Regions from separate parts of the Homo sapiens genome. Here region 2 is linked to region 1. The links are chromatin contacts, found by Hi-C in ENCODE. All regions are on one chromosome and are shown on one strand. Each heading gives the region's core, a stretch centred on a gene start or an enhancer-like site at or near the end of the contact. The rest is flanking DNA. Distances are from core to core; before and after follow the strand shown.

Region 1 (7,226 bases), core at 2,645-5,144:
CCTGACAACCCAGCCTTCGCCTTTAAATGTCCTTGTATCTTCCTTCCAGCTGACCTTTTGTTCTTCTTTCATTGCTATTTTACCTCCCACTTTTCCTTCCCTTTGGGTTTCTCAGAACCCTTGAGATGACCGCAGATGGCATTTTGTATGCCACATTGTAATGAAAACTGTAGTATAAATTATTTTCAGAGTACAGTATGGCATAATAAAGTCTATTATTTATATTAAGTGTATATAATTTTAGTGAAGAGAAAATAATGACTGCTATATATTTGACTGAAAGTGATTATATTTTAATCTAAAAGCCAAAGTGAGTGCAGTGAGCCCTGCTAATAGCCAGCCATGCCTGTGTAATTTGTAGAGAGTCACCTCTTTGACATGCTGTTTCAAGACCTGTATTGTCTTCTTTCGGCAATGCTTGGATTTGGAACATGGAGTCATAGCTGCAAATCCTAATTTCCTGCAAGGCCAAATGATGGTTCAAGAAACAATATTCCATGGAGTAACCTTGATTTCTGCAATTGTGTAGGTCAGAGTCAAATGCACTCATCTGATGTGATGACAAATTAGTTCAAGGGCTTTGGCCCACAAGCTGCCACTCAAGGAGTCAAGCATGAATTTGAGGCACAAATGGGCAGTTGTGTATGCTATTGCGGTCTGAATAAATAGCATTCAGAAGCACTAAATTGATTGCATACCCAGGAAAGGAGAAATAATTGGGCGAATGAAGTTTGTAGCTGGTTATTTACACACCAATGTGGATTTTTCAGTTGAGAGGCACATAATTATTACAGGTCCAGTGGAGGAGTTCTTGGAGAATAGGAATTACACATATTCATGAATAATTACGTCAGTCTCTTATATATTCCATTATCATTACACATTTCTTGCATTTATTATACTTCTCAAGGTATGTGTGAGCAAAGCTTGTAACACAAAGTACTTTCCTCAGGGATCTATAATGTTTTGGTATTTTGAGAATTTATTAATTCAATATTTTTATGGGCCCTAGGCATTGTAAGGAAAAATTCAGTTCAAAATGGTTTTGTTAGAATGACTGAGGAGGTGTAGTTCAAAGATTGAGGTTAAGTCCCAGTAACTGTGTGACCTTGAGCAACTAAGTCACTTTAGCTGTGTAAGCACCATTTTCATCACCTACAAAATGGAATGCTGCCTATCTCATTGGGTTGTTGAGATAATGATATATCATTGCATCCAAGATTGCCTGGTGAACTTAAAAGCCCAGTTGCACTAGATTATCATTGTTTTACGTTTGGTGGAAAGGGACAGCCAGTTGTTTAACATTGCTTGATTCCCGTTGACTGTACCTGCACTGGGCTACCTCTGCTAAGGGTGTCTGTTGGGACTTGGGAAATTTTGATGTGACTGAATTGTGAGATGATATTATCACATGTTGAGAACAGAGAACAACCCAGTCTTTACCACTTGGTGGGGACTGATGCCCATGATGGTGCTGGCTAGTTAGAATGTCAAAGCTAGAGTGGTCTCCTGGGGCTTCAACCACCTAGCAGATAGCTCGTAGTCTAGTGTTTCCCAAATGGTTTTGCAAAGAATTCCAGTCCTTTGGAAGCAGAATTTTATGGCTCAACAAGTTTGGTAAATGCTGTATGTGCTGGCTCCCTCTTAGAGCTAGCATTATAAATGTGTATGTGTGATATAAGTTGTGCTTTCTGAAATATAGAAACTAGCCCCATCTGGCTATTTAACTACAAACTAATTAATAAAATAAAAAATTCAATTTCTCCATTACACTAGCTACATTTCAAATGCTTAATAGCCATATGTGGCTCATGGCTGCCATATTGGAAAGTACATACATAGAACATTTCCATCATTGCAGAAAGTTATGTTGGACAGTGCAGAAAAGGCTCTGAGACCTCTTGCAGCAAAATTACTTATTTAACTTTGTTCATTTCTCAAGCCTTTTAGTACCCAGCAGAGTTGCCATTCTGTAAGACACTGTTTAGAAAATATAGTTTGGCATCCTTGGAGAGATGATTTTTTCTGCCTGAGTATGGTGTTCTAGGAATCTGCTCTGCAGCTCCTGTATCTTTGCAGCTTTTCAAATCCTGCTTCTGTTATGACCACAGTCATATTTATTTGTGTTCTTGTCCATGATGAAAGAGAATTATTTTGCTATTATAAGACATATCCCCCGATGCTTCATATCTCTGTTAAATCTTCCAATAGCCAGTGTTCCCTCGGTTATAGACACAGAACTTCAGGGTTGGGAGAAATCTTAGAAAGCATATAGTTCAATTTTTTTTATTCTTATTTTTGAGACAGGGTCTCACTCTGTTGCTCAGGCTGGAATGCAGTGGCATGATCACGGCTCACTGCAGCCTTGACCTCCTGGGCTCAAGTGATCCTCCCTCCCCAGCCTCCCAAGTAGCTGGACCACAAGTATGCATCACCACATCCAGCTAACTATTTTTTAAAAAAATTTTTATAGAGACAAAGTCTCACTGTTTTATCCAGGCTTGCCTCGAACTGCTGGGCTCAAGCGATCCTCCCACCTCAGCTTCCCTATGTGATGGGATTACAGGTGTGAGCCACTGCACCTGGCCTAGTTCAATCTTATTTTACTTATGATACAACTGAAGCCCAGAAAGATTATATGACTTTCCCAAGGTCACTCAGTTAATAGGACAGTTCATACTCCAGATACCTATTTCTTATTAATGCTGTTGGTTCCTCTCTTCACAATATGAAAAAAAGCAATTATTAATGGACTAGGATTGTGTCAATGGTTATATGAGTTTTATCTCTAGTTAGAAATCTTGCCTATCTTTGTGAGAGTAGGCTCTGAATAAATGTACTCTGTATTTCTTAGCCTAATATGTATTTGCATGTTCTGACTCCATAGAACCCATCAGTGAATACATCACTCTTCACTCAATTCCTTCCCACTGCTTTGTGAGAAAGTCTTTGATGATTTTCTGCAAACAGCCAATAGTATCTTCTTGAGTTTTCATCTACTTTTGTACCCACTTAGTGCTCCTTTGATTAGAGATTCTAACTACAGTATCTGCTTTTCACTTTTTGGGACATGGAATATAAAAGTGGGTGGAAATTGCAATCTGCATAATGGAAGAAAAATTGCACTCCTACTAGTTTATAGAAAGGTTGACATTTGCTGTGAAGCGTTCAGTTCCCGGGTTCTGGTCAGATATGCATTTCTGTGCTCACCACTGTGGAGAGGAAGGTACCACATGGGGGTGTCACGTAGGTTGTAAAAGGAAGACGGTTGTCTGTCAGGGTAGTGTCCCAAGAGAAACTGCCCTATTACGGCTGTGATCTGGAATGAATATACTTCTGGCACCTTTACTAGGATGTCAGTGGGAAAGTCCCATTAGTCATCTTTGCCAGATGGGGGCTTCCGGACACCTCCGCATGGCTGTACATGTCTGTATTAATAAAAACACTGAAGCCACATGGGTTTTGGCCACACGTCTCATCCTGTCGACCCTCTGGCCCTGCAAGGATTACAAAGAGGGAAATAAGTCATGGAGCCTGATCTTTGAATGGTTTTACTTTTGAAATGTGGGAGATGTTATGTTCACTATTTCTCTTGGGATAAACCTCCAGAGAATTTGGAGCTTTAAGGGCAGAGCCCACTTTAGGCTACCCTGGGAGCTCTGAAAGAGGTGCCTTTCCAGGTGATTCTGATAAGCTCTGATGTTTGAGAATCACTGCTTTGAAGAAATCACTCATTTTCTCAGGATGTCATCAGCCCAATAAACAGTGATACAACTTAATTGACATCAAAAAGAATGATACCATTATCTTTGTTTTGACTTCACTGAATTCAAATTTTGCTCTTCTTCATACAGAAGCTGGTATGAACATCCTGGTTAATGACCGCATACTATAGAAGAAGCCCGTTTTGTTTTTCTGCTGCCTGCTTGTGGTGTCACTTTCTGTTCTATTACATGTAACCAGAGTCAGAGGAAATTCTGGCTCAAGATAGAACCCAGAGAGTAAAGTCCCCTGAACTTTTTCTTCCACTGGGTACTCCGCCGGCGATGAATGATCAGGTATTAGGGCAAGCCCTAAAATGCATGCCCAGGACCAGACCCCTTGCTCTGTTCTCTCCTGCTCCGTGGAGGTGATGTGGCTGTTAGTGGAGTTTGTTGTTACGGGTGGACTTGGTCAGTAGGAGCTGCTATGGTTTGAATATGTCCCCTAAAGTTCATGAGTTAAAAATTGAATTGCTGGCCAGGTGCAGTGGCTCATCCCTGTAATCCCAGCACTTTGGGAGGCTGAGGTGGGTGGATCACCTGAGGTCAGGAGTTCGAGACCAGCCTGGCCAACATGGTGAAACCCCATCTCTACTGAAAATACAAAAAATTAGCCAGGCGTGGTGGCAGACACCTGTAATCCCAGCTACTCGGGAGGCTGAGGCATGAGAATCGCCTGAACCCTGGAGGCAGAGGTTGCAGTGAGCTGAGATCATGCCACTGCACTCCAGCCTGGGCAACAAGAGTGAAACTCCGTCTCAAGAAAAAAAAAAAATTGAATTGCCGTTTTAACAGTATTAAGAGGTGGAGCCTTTAAAAGGTGATGAGGTCATGAAGGCTGTGTCCTCGTTACTGGATTAATGCTGCTATCTGGGTTAATTATCTCGGGAGTGGGCTCCTGATAAAAAGTTAAGTTTAGCCTCCACTATCTCTGTCTGTCTCTTCTGCTCTTACCATATGATGCCCTTCCGTCAGTCATGGCATAGCAGAAGGTCCTCACCAGATGCATCCCCTCAATGTTGGACTTTCAGTCTCCAGAACTGTGGCCAAATAAATCTCTTTTCTTTGTAAATTACCCAACCTGTGGTATTCTGTTATAGCCACAGAAAATGGACTAAGAAAAGAGCCTATCTGATTGCCTGGATCCAGAGCTTTATCTGCAGTGGATGTAATCCTCTTCTAAGAGGGGAAGCTCCGTATAGAGAAAACAGCCCCAGGAAAAGAGCCAGGAGACCAGAGTCCTGCCTCTGACTCTCCAGTCAGCCAACTGGTGGTCCTGGACATGTGTGTTCAAGTCTCTAGGCCTCTCTTTCTTAACCTGTAAAATGAAGTTGGTGGTAGCGGTGCAAGTTAAACTGGATTTACTAAATCCAGTGGCCTCTTTGTCATTTTATTTATATATCAGCTATAACATTTAATATTGTTGATCATTTTCTCCTTAAAATATTCACCTTTTTGGCTTTTGGGTCACCATTTTCATGTTGGTTCAACAAATGTTATTGGATTAGGCATTGTCTTAGGGAGTGAGAATACATGTAAGACAGTTTTTGTCTTTGAGGTGCCCACAAGATATGTAAACATCATCTAACAATTTTTTTCTCTCTCTGCTCCTTCCTTCAAATCTCTATTTACTTCTTTAATTTTTGTTTTTGTTCTATAACTAACTGTCTTCAACTTCTCTGTATATCCTCCTTGGAAGATGGTACTCATCACCCTGGTTTCAACTACCATTTAGATGTTGTGGATTAAAAACTATTTCTCTTTAACCATGATTCACCCTCACTCACCCTTGAGTTATGAAGTTTTATTTATATCTGCATCCCAGTCATTTTTACCTGGGAATCCCTCTGGGATGTCCCATTCAAAAAACCATAAACCAAACCCATTTTACCTTATCCACTGCTTTCCTTCTGCTATTAAAACCCACTCCTCCTGAGTTTCCAATCCAGGGCATTGCCATCCATTAAGTCACTCAAATTAGAAACCTCAGAGTCATGTACCTCTTCCCTTTCTCTGCATCTAGTTGGGCACACAACTTTTAGAATCCACCTCTGATGGATTCTGATTGGCCTTTGTCCCCTTATTCCTATTACTCCCATTACTGCCCTAGTAGAGGCCCAGGTGAGTGCTCATTGGGATATCATCAATTTTAAAATGTCCTTCACATCCCACACTTTATCATCTGCAAAGCCAGGAAGCATCTTACAGGCAGCAGTCATGAGGGGGACACCATGGTCTGTGCGTGTGCATCCAGACTTGCAGAATAGGCATCAGGCACTTGGAAGAAAATCCCAGAAACAACAGTGGAGCTTTATAAAAACACAGAATGCTCCCTCCATTCACATTCTAGATAGCTTTTGAGTGGACAGTGCTTCAGAAGAGTCAGATTCTGAATAGAAAATAAATGTTAGAAATACCTTGACCAAATTATTTTGCTTATATTTTCCCATTTATGTATGTGCAAGGGTGATATATGATAAAAATCTGACAGTATAAGTATAAAGGATCCCTTTTAGTAAGTATAAAATACAAATTCCAAGTGATAAGAAACATTAGGTTATTGTTTAATTGGCAGACGTGTTCTTTCTAGAGGTGAATATAATAGTGGTGTGACATCATCAATGTCATCTTAGGCTTGAAAAAATACAGATAAAATGCAAAAATCTCTGATCAATCAATACTTTCATTACTCTTTTCAGCCCCTCCCACCTTCAGTGTCTTCTCTTCTGATCCGTTTTTCACGTTGCCATTGGCACACCCAGATCTGATTATATAATTCCAATACTTAGAAATATTCTGTATGGCAGAGGTGCATCAGAGTCACCTGGAGGGCTTGTGAAAACATAGATGACTGTGCTTTAGCCCCAGCCCCAGAGTTTCTGATTCCATAGGCCCAGGCTAGGGCTGGGCCATTTGCATTTCTAATAGGCTGCCAGGTGACACTGATGCTGCTGACTGCTCAGCGGCCACACTTGGAGAATCACTGCCCTTTGGTATAAAGTTCACACTCCTTTATGGCATTCAAGGCTCTTTCCCAAGGATCCTTGCTATACATCTGCAGCATCATTTTTCAGTGTTCTCACACACTTTATTCTCCATCATGCTTGGAATTCTCCATTCAGACCATGGAGGGTACTTCTTGATCTGTGATTTTTTTTATACACTGCCTGATAGCTCTTAAAAATTATTCGACTTTTAAGATACAGTCCAATAAACAAATTCTTCAGCAGAAAATATTTCTTTCAGCAGAAAATATTTCTTTTACTTATCTTTCCCAAAGAGGTAAATTTCAGGATGTTTATCTATTAAGATCAACTTCTAAGATAGCTAAGCTTACTGCTCAGGCTTTTCCAGTAATTAGAAAGATATTCTTTGGGGACCATCAGGTCACAAAGTTTGATGGGGTTTTCCAATTTTCTGGATTATCAATTTGGCAATCATCCCTACACTAAACACAGAATTTAT
Region 2 (7,226 bases), core at 3,490-5,989, 120 kb after region 1:
CTGATAAGCAACTTGAGAAAACTCTCAAGATACAAAATCAATGTGCAAAAAAATCACAAGCATTCCTAGACACCAATAATAGACAAACAGAGAGCCAAATCCTGAGTGAACTCCCATTCACAGTTGCTACAAAGAGAATAAAATACCCAGGAATAGAGCTTACAAGGGATGTAAAGGACCTCTTTAAGGAGAACTACAAACCACTGCTCAAGGTAATAAAAGAGGACACAAACAAATGGAAAAACATTCTATGCTCATGGATAGGAAGAATCAGTATCGTGAAAATGGCCATGCTGCCCAAAGTAATTTATAGATTTAACGCTATCCCAATCAAGCTACCACTGACTTTCTTCACAGAAGTAGAAAAAACGACTTTAAATTTAATGTGGAACCAAAAAAGGAGCTCATATAGCCAAGACAATCCTAAGCAAAAACAGCAAATCTGGAGGCATCATGCTACCTGACTTCAAACTATACTACAATGCTTCAGTAACCAAAACAGCATGGTACTGGCACCAAAGCAGATATATAGACCAATGGAACAGAACAGAGGCCTCAGAAATAACACCACACATCTGCAACCATGTGATCTTTGACAAACCTGACAAAAACAAGCAATGGGGAAAGGATTCTCTATTTAATAAATGGTGTTGGGAAAACTGATTAGCCATATGCAGAAAACTGAAACTGGACCCCTTACTTACACCTTATACAAAAACTAACTCAAGATGGATTAAAGGCTTAAATGTAAGAACTGAAACCATAAAAACCCTAGAAGAAAACCTAGCCAATACCATTCAGAACATAGGCATGGGCAAAGACTTCATGACTAATACACCAAAAGCAATGGCAACAATAACCAAAATTGACAAATGGGATCTAATTAAAATGAAGAGCTTCTGCACAGCAAAAGAAACTATCATCAGAGTGAACAGGTAACCTACAGAATGGGAGAAACTTTTGCAATCTATCCATCTGACAAAGGGCTAATTTCCAGAATCTACAAAGAACTTAAACAAATTTACAAGAAAAACAAACAAACAACCCTATCAAAAAGTGGGCGAAGGATATTAACAGACACTTTTCAAAAGAAGACATGTATGCGGCCAACAAACATATGAAGAGAAGCTCAACATCACTGGTCATTAGAGAAATGCAAATCAAAACCACAATGAGATACCATCTCACGCCAGTTAGAATGCCAATCATTAAAAAGTCAGGAAACAACATGCTGGAGAGGATGTGGAGAAATAGGAATGCTTTTACACTGTTGGTGGGAGCGTAAATTAGTTCAACCATTATGGAAGACAGTGTGGCGATTCCTCAATGATCTAGAACTAGAAATACCATTTGACCCAGCAATCCCATTACTTGGCATATACCCAAAGGATTATAAATCATTCTACTATAAAAACACATGCACACATATATTTATTGCAGCACTGTTCACAGTAGCAAAGACTTGGAACCAACCCAAATGCTCATGAATGATAGACTGAATAAAGAAAATTAGCACATATACACCGTGGAATGCTATGCAGCCATAGAAAAGGGAGTTCATGTTCTTTGCAGGGATATGGATGAAGGTAGAAACCATCATTCTCAGCAAACTAACACAAGAACAGAAAACCAAACACTACATGTTCTCACTTGTAAGTGGGAGTTGAATAATGAGAATATATGGACACAGGGAGCGGAACATCACACACTGCAGCCTGTCATAGGGTGGGCGGCTAGGGGAGGGATAGCGTTAGGAGAAATACCTAATGTAGATGACGAGTTGATGGGTGCAGCAAACCACTATGACACGTGTATACCTATGTAACAAACCTGCATGTTCTGCATGTGTATCCCAGAACTTAAAGTATATGTAAAAAAATGCAATGATAAACCTCTTTGTCACTAAACTTTTGTGCATATTTCTGAATATTTCCTTTTGATACATTTTCCACAGTAATCACATTTTTTTTTAAATTTATAGACATGACAAAAATGCTCTTAAAAGATCTTTAAAAAATTATTTTTTAAAATGCCACTGACTACACATTCACAGACACAGACACACAATAGAAAAGATTCAATAAATTTAAGAATACCCCAGGCCTACCTCAAATCTTTAACAGCAGAATCTCCCATTTTTAACCTTCTTGTGCAGTCACCAGTGAATTGTGACTAGACATGTCTGAGAAAGACACCTCATTTAAAAAAGCATCACCCCGGGTGAGGTTACCCTGGAGTGGGGAATTCGTGATTTAGTGAGAATAATGAAGTAAAGTCCAATTTGATAAAACCTCTCACTCCTTCCTTCACTTTCTCTGCCTTAAGGGAAGAAAAAAGAAAGCCAATTTCCAGACCTGATTTACTGACATTTTCCACAGGCTGGCTTTATGCTCATTTCCTCTCAGCCTGGTTGGCACTACTGGAGTCCTTCATTTTAAACTTCCTCGTCCTGCCTTTCACTCAGGATGGAAAAAAGATCTCAACAGCTGTCTTTGCATTGTCTCAGTAAAGGTTTTGCAGATTTTAAGAGAAGTGAAGAATTTAGCAAATTGTCAGGTTTTCAGTTCCACTCATGTCATTAGGCACATGAAGAACTGAACAGGCTTTGAAATGAAAAGAGAACAGATTTTATTTTGGTAACCAGTAAGCCTTCCACAAGCCTTGAATGAACTCCACGGGGAGAACCTGTCTCATGTGACTGCTTCCCAAGCTGCCCTGATGTGACCACACTGAGGCAGCAGCATGGGGACCCAGAATGGTGGCAAGCAGAAGAAAAGAACGAACAGAAACTGAACAGTATTAACACTCCAAAGGAATCTCAGTGCTGAGCCCTTTGGCTCATCCATGCTCTGCTGGGATCAGGTCTGTAGCTAAGGCTGAGGTGGAGCAAAACCAAGATGGTGGAGATGTTGGCAAAATGGAATAAAACCAAGATGGTGGAGATGCTGATAAATGGAGCAAAATCAAGATGGTGGAGATGTTGATCTTCTAGCCATTCTCCACATTTATCCTACTTTAGTAGCTTTATTTTTCTCATATGCTCATGGATTTTTAAAATATACCTGCATTATCAAGATTTTTTTTCCAGAAAGAATCTGATAGATTAATTATCTCCACACTTTAGCCTTTAGCAGAAGTTAGGGATTGATAAACTGGCAGGGCAGGTGAGGATGGCTTGCCTCCAAAATGCTACCAGTCATAGGGGGCTCCCTTTCTTCTTGTAAGGAGAGTAACAATGGCTCTTTCTATTCCACCATTCTTGGAGAACAGTAATTTGTTGAAGAAAATGAAATGGAGTTTGTAGGTGAATGTGCATTTCAAGTTATAAATTAAAAAATAAAACTCTAGTACCACATAAGAGTTTTCTATGTATGTCTGTTTAAAGTCAAGAATAGCGGTGATATAATAACAATAATCCAAATTGATCAGCAGTTATAATTTTTCTCTTCTTTTGCTCTCCTCTACTGGGTGTCCCTGAACTCTGCTTCTTTGAACAATGTTGTTCACTCATCTGGATTAGCATAAAGACTCATTTTGGAAATTATATTCCACTATTGCTATTTGTTTTTACAGTTTTCAATTCAGCTCCTACTTAAGTTATTCAACATCACTACCATAGTTGATCTGTAATACCGAGAGCATGCACTCTCCATCAGTTAAAAAACAATGTCCTTGAAACATATATTAATCCATAGGTAGTAGAACATTAAAACATTTCTAATCCATTTCACTGAAGTTGCTGTGAACTGCAGCTCAACAAACAAGGAGGTTAGAACATCATAACTGATGGAGAAAACTCAACCCTGCCATTCCAGGTTGGTTGCAAGAATGCTGGGACGGGAAGCTCAGGGAAAGGAATCCAGAAGTTCAGCATGCAGCCTTGGTGTGGGTCAGGCACAGCCAACTGCTGAAGGTGTGTTTTGTGTCCAAGCTGGCAGGTTTACTAGGGTACGCCTCTTGAAGATGGTGGGTAGCCTGATTAGAGCCTAGAGTCAAGAATGTCAATGGGTTGGCCCTTCTGATGAGTTATAGTATCATGTCCCAGGAGAGCTAGATTTTCACGAACTCATTTCCTCAAATTCAAGGTTTTAGATAGTTTCTCTCCATGGCTATGAGGAAATGAAAATAATTAACTATGAAACAGTGACTTTGTCAGTCTTAGTGTTACTGCCATAAAACTTTCTGGCCATATGGGAGGAATTTGTTTCTCTGGTCTGATGTGGCCTGGTGTCAGCTGGAGGGGATCCATCTCAGCACTGATGTCACTCCTGGCCAGTTGTGTACTGTGTGCTTGGGTATCGAGTCATGGTCTGAAGTTCATCTTCATTGATCATCTCATAGTGAAGTTAATTATTTCTGAGACTCTGAAGTCATGGTCTGTTGTGAGTTCAATCAGGATGAAACTAGAATCATTAAAGAATGAGAGGGTTACTTTCTTCCTGCTGACTGGAGAGTGATTTTCAAACACTCCTTAGCAGTAGACTCTTTTGGTCAAACACACCTTTCTGCAGAATTCCAATATAGGAAATAGGTAAAAGTAGATGTTCTCTGGTACCCCTGGTGTCCAACCACAGACTTTACCCCCAGACACAGCATGAAGCCTGCTCAGGAAGAGATACCACTGACCAAAGTGGAAAATTCCTCTGCAAATTTGTACGGGAACAGAACTTGCTTGCACTGTGGTAGCACATGGAAAGAACCTGGCGACACTGAGGAATGTCATAGGAAGCAATTCTATGAAGCTTATTTCTGTGTTTACTGCAGGGATGTTGTCAAGGATGTGGTTGATGACATTCCACAGTGTTTCCTTTATGATGATCTGCTGAAGAAATTTTCCTCTCCCCTCAGGATGATGATTAACCACATTTCTCCTGAGCAGCTGGGCAGTTGACATCTTGTAGGTATTGTAAATTGTGGCCTGTCCCTATGTGTACCTATAGGGTAGGGTTCTCAAACCTTACTGCACACTGGAGTCATCTAGGGAGGTATTTAAATGCCAATTTCCAGGCTTACTCCAGACTAATTGCATCAGAATCTCAAGAGGGGGATCGACATCTTTAAAAAGTTTTCTGGGTGACCCAAAGAGTAGCCAGTTTTGAAAAAAACAAAAAAAAGGTTTATTTAATCAGGGAGCCTCTGAAGACACCTGGTTTCTGTTGAATATATCTTTTTTTTTTTAAATGAGAGGATATCCATGCATATGTATATATACATACTAGCTTATGATTATTAAATAAATGGTTAAAATAGTCATCTTCTTTTAGAGTAAAATTCAATTATTCTTATAGCTTCCTCCTGTAGTAAGGTGCTACTTAGGATTTTCCAAGAAGCAGACACCAAGTTGGAATTAGATGTGCAAGAAATTTACCAACAAGATGCCTGGGAGGGAAAATAGAGAGGAAGCTAGGAAGGGCTGTGACAGCTGATAGTGCCAGCTGTTGGTCTGAACTTTGGGAGGGAGAGAGTGAAGGAATAAGGGGTGGATGAGGAGTCCTAACTTGAGTGCAGTTGTAGGTAAGCCTGGCAAGGCTGATGGGGAGCCTTGAGTCAAAGTGATCAGTCAGAGAAGCTTGAGGCTCCCAGGGACGGGCCAGACTTAGGATCCTGCCGTTGTCTTAGCTATTGATGGGGAGCAACCGAGTAGGGTGATGTGGGGGCGTGAGGAGCTGGCCTTGTGCTAAGGCAATGGCGGGTTTCAGAGCGTAGCACTCGGGGCCAGCAATCCATGTGCTTGCTGTAGTTGCAGATCTGAGAAGCATGTTTTTCTGGCAGTCACAGTATATCACCTGAATTCCTTGCCCCCCCGATTCTTCCCATCATTTGTGTTTAGAAATAGCAAAGGATTGTGAGGAGTGAGGATGTGTGACACGAGGATGAAAGAAAGCAGCAGGGTCAGGAGAGTGGCAAATGGGGCTTTGTGAAGGTTGCTGCAGGGCATTAGATGGAGAATTAGTCCTGGTTCAGCAACAGATCAAAGAGAAAGAGGCAGGGTGGGGGCAGGAACAACTGGGAGAGGAGTGAGTAAAAAATTTGGAGCAGGAGTGAATAGACTGCTGGTTAGACCTTAGCAGAGAAAGATTAAAGTGTGGGTGTTACTTGCTCATAAGAAATAGACGCATATTTTCACCTAAGGGTGGCTACCTCGCCCCATCCAGCAAGGCACATTTCAGCTTTAATATGAAGAAACACACGTGATTTCTTTAGCATAGTGGTTTTCTTTCCTGGTCTTATGTTAGAATCATTTGGAGATCTGAAATATACAAATATCTGAAACTTTAACAGAATAATTAAATGAGAATTTTTGAGGGCAAGTGCAGATATCAGCATTTTTTAAAAGCACCTCTGGTGGTGCCAATGTGCAGCCCAAGTTTAGCTGCTTTACCAAATGGGTCTAAAAACTATTAACAGAGCCTGTGAAGGACCCATGAATAAAATATGCATTTATTCACATAAATCTCTGAGAATAATTCGAGGGTACATGCATTGCATAAGATGCTTCAAAGTGCTAAGATTTGTAAACATTTAAATCATCCATGAAAATTGTGTTTTCAGCCTGACTCTCCCTGTTTGCATCAAAGACCATGATAAAAACGTTATCTGCTCTGTCACATCAAAATTATGGATAGAACCGCTTCCCATTCCCTCTCACACACTTCTTTTGGAGGCAGAGTGAAAACGGGTTTCCATTCTTAACAGGTCAAAACAGATCTGAAGCAAGAATGTATAGGCCCACTGCACACACAGCAGAAGGCAACTCCTGCCTGAGGGTTCACTGTAACAATCATTCATTAAATACTTACCCTGTGCTTGGGGGACACTGAAGCAGATATGTCATAGGACAGGATGACTACTGGTACTCCTAGGACACCCAGACCCAGCCCTGCTTGAGAATGGGGAGGTCTGAAGATACAGATCCTAAAAAGGTGGGGCCTTCATAGTGGAAAGAGGAACGCCATTTGGATAGACATGAACCACCCAGGAGGCAGTCGTACATTGACTGAAGGACTAGTGGCAACGGTGGGGTAATTTCGTTTTCAGTATAAATCAGCAGTCATTAATTAATGAAGAACTTCTTATGTGATAGACACTGCAGGATGCTATGGAAATTTGTCTCACCTACTTTTTGAGGGTTCTCTGGTGCTGGCTTCTCCTCTTCCCTGACATGTTTCTGTGGTAGGCAGAATAATGGCTCCCACCTCACAAATGTCCTAATCCTCTAGGCCTGT

Evidence for each region. A loop is a pair of places that touch in the nucleus more often than their neighbours do. Pooled maps may share reads with other maps.
Region 2: a pooled map shows a loop between it and region 1 (4-fold over the local background). The contact joins two enhancer-like sites. A Hi-C loop is called at or near these places in 1 of 168 maps with a recorded cell type or tissue (GM12878), 11 of 37 single-sample maps with no recorded cell type and 5 of 50 pooled maps.

Annotation. Positions count from the first base shown.
Region 1 is chr13:42,402,582-42,409,807 of GRCh38, forward strand. No RefSeq gene overlaps it. Among named protein-coding and RNA genes, the nearest start is that of LINC02341, 19 kb to the right of the region's middle. RefSeq lists enhancers at 3,005-4,204, 3,298-3,707. Within about 2 kb of position 3,895, at least 3 of the 41 ENCODE cell types and tissues checked have a DNase peak (open chromatin) inside an H3K27ac peak, as active enhancers do.
Region 2 is chr13:42,520,557-42,527,782 of GRCh38, forward strand. No RefSeq gene overlaps it. Among named protein-coding and RNA genes, the nearest start is that of TNFSF11, 50 kb to the right of the region's middle. RefSeq lists an enhancer at 3,917-4,036. Within about 2 kb of position 4,740, at least 3 of the 41 ENCODE cell types and tissues checked have a DNase peak (open chromatin) inside an H3K27ac peak, as active enhancers do.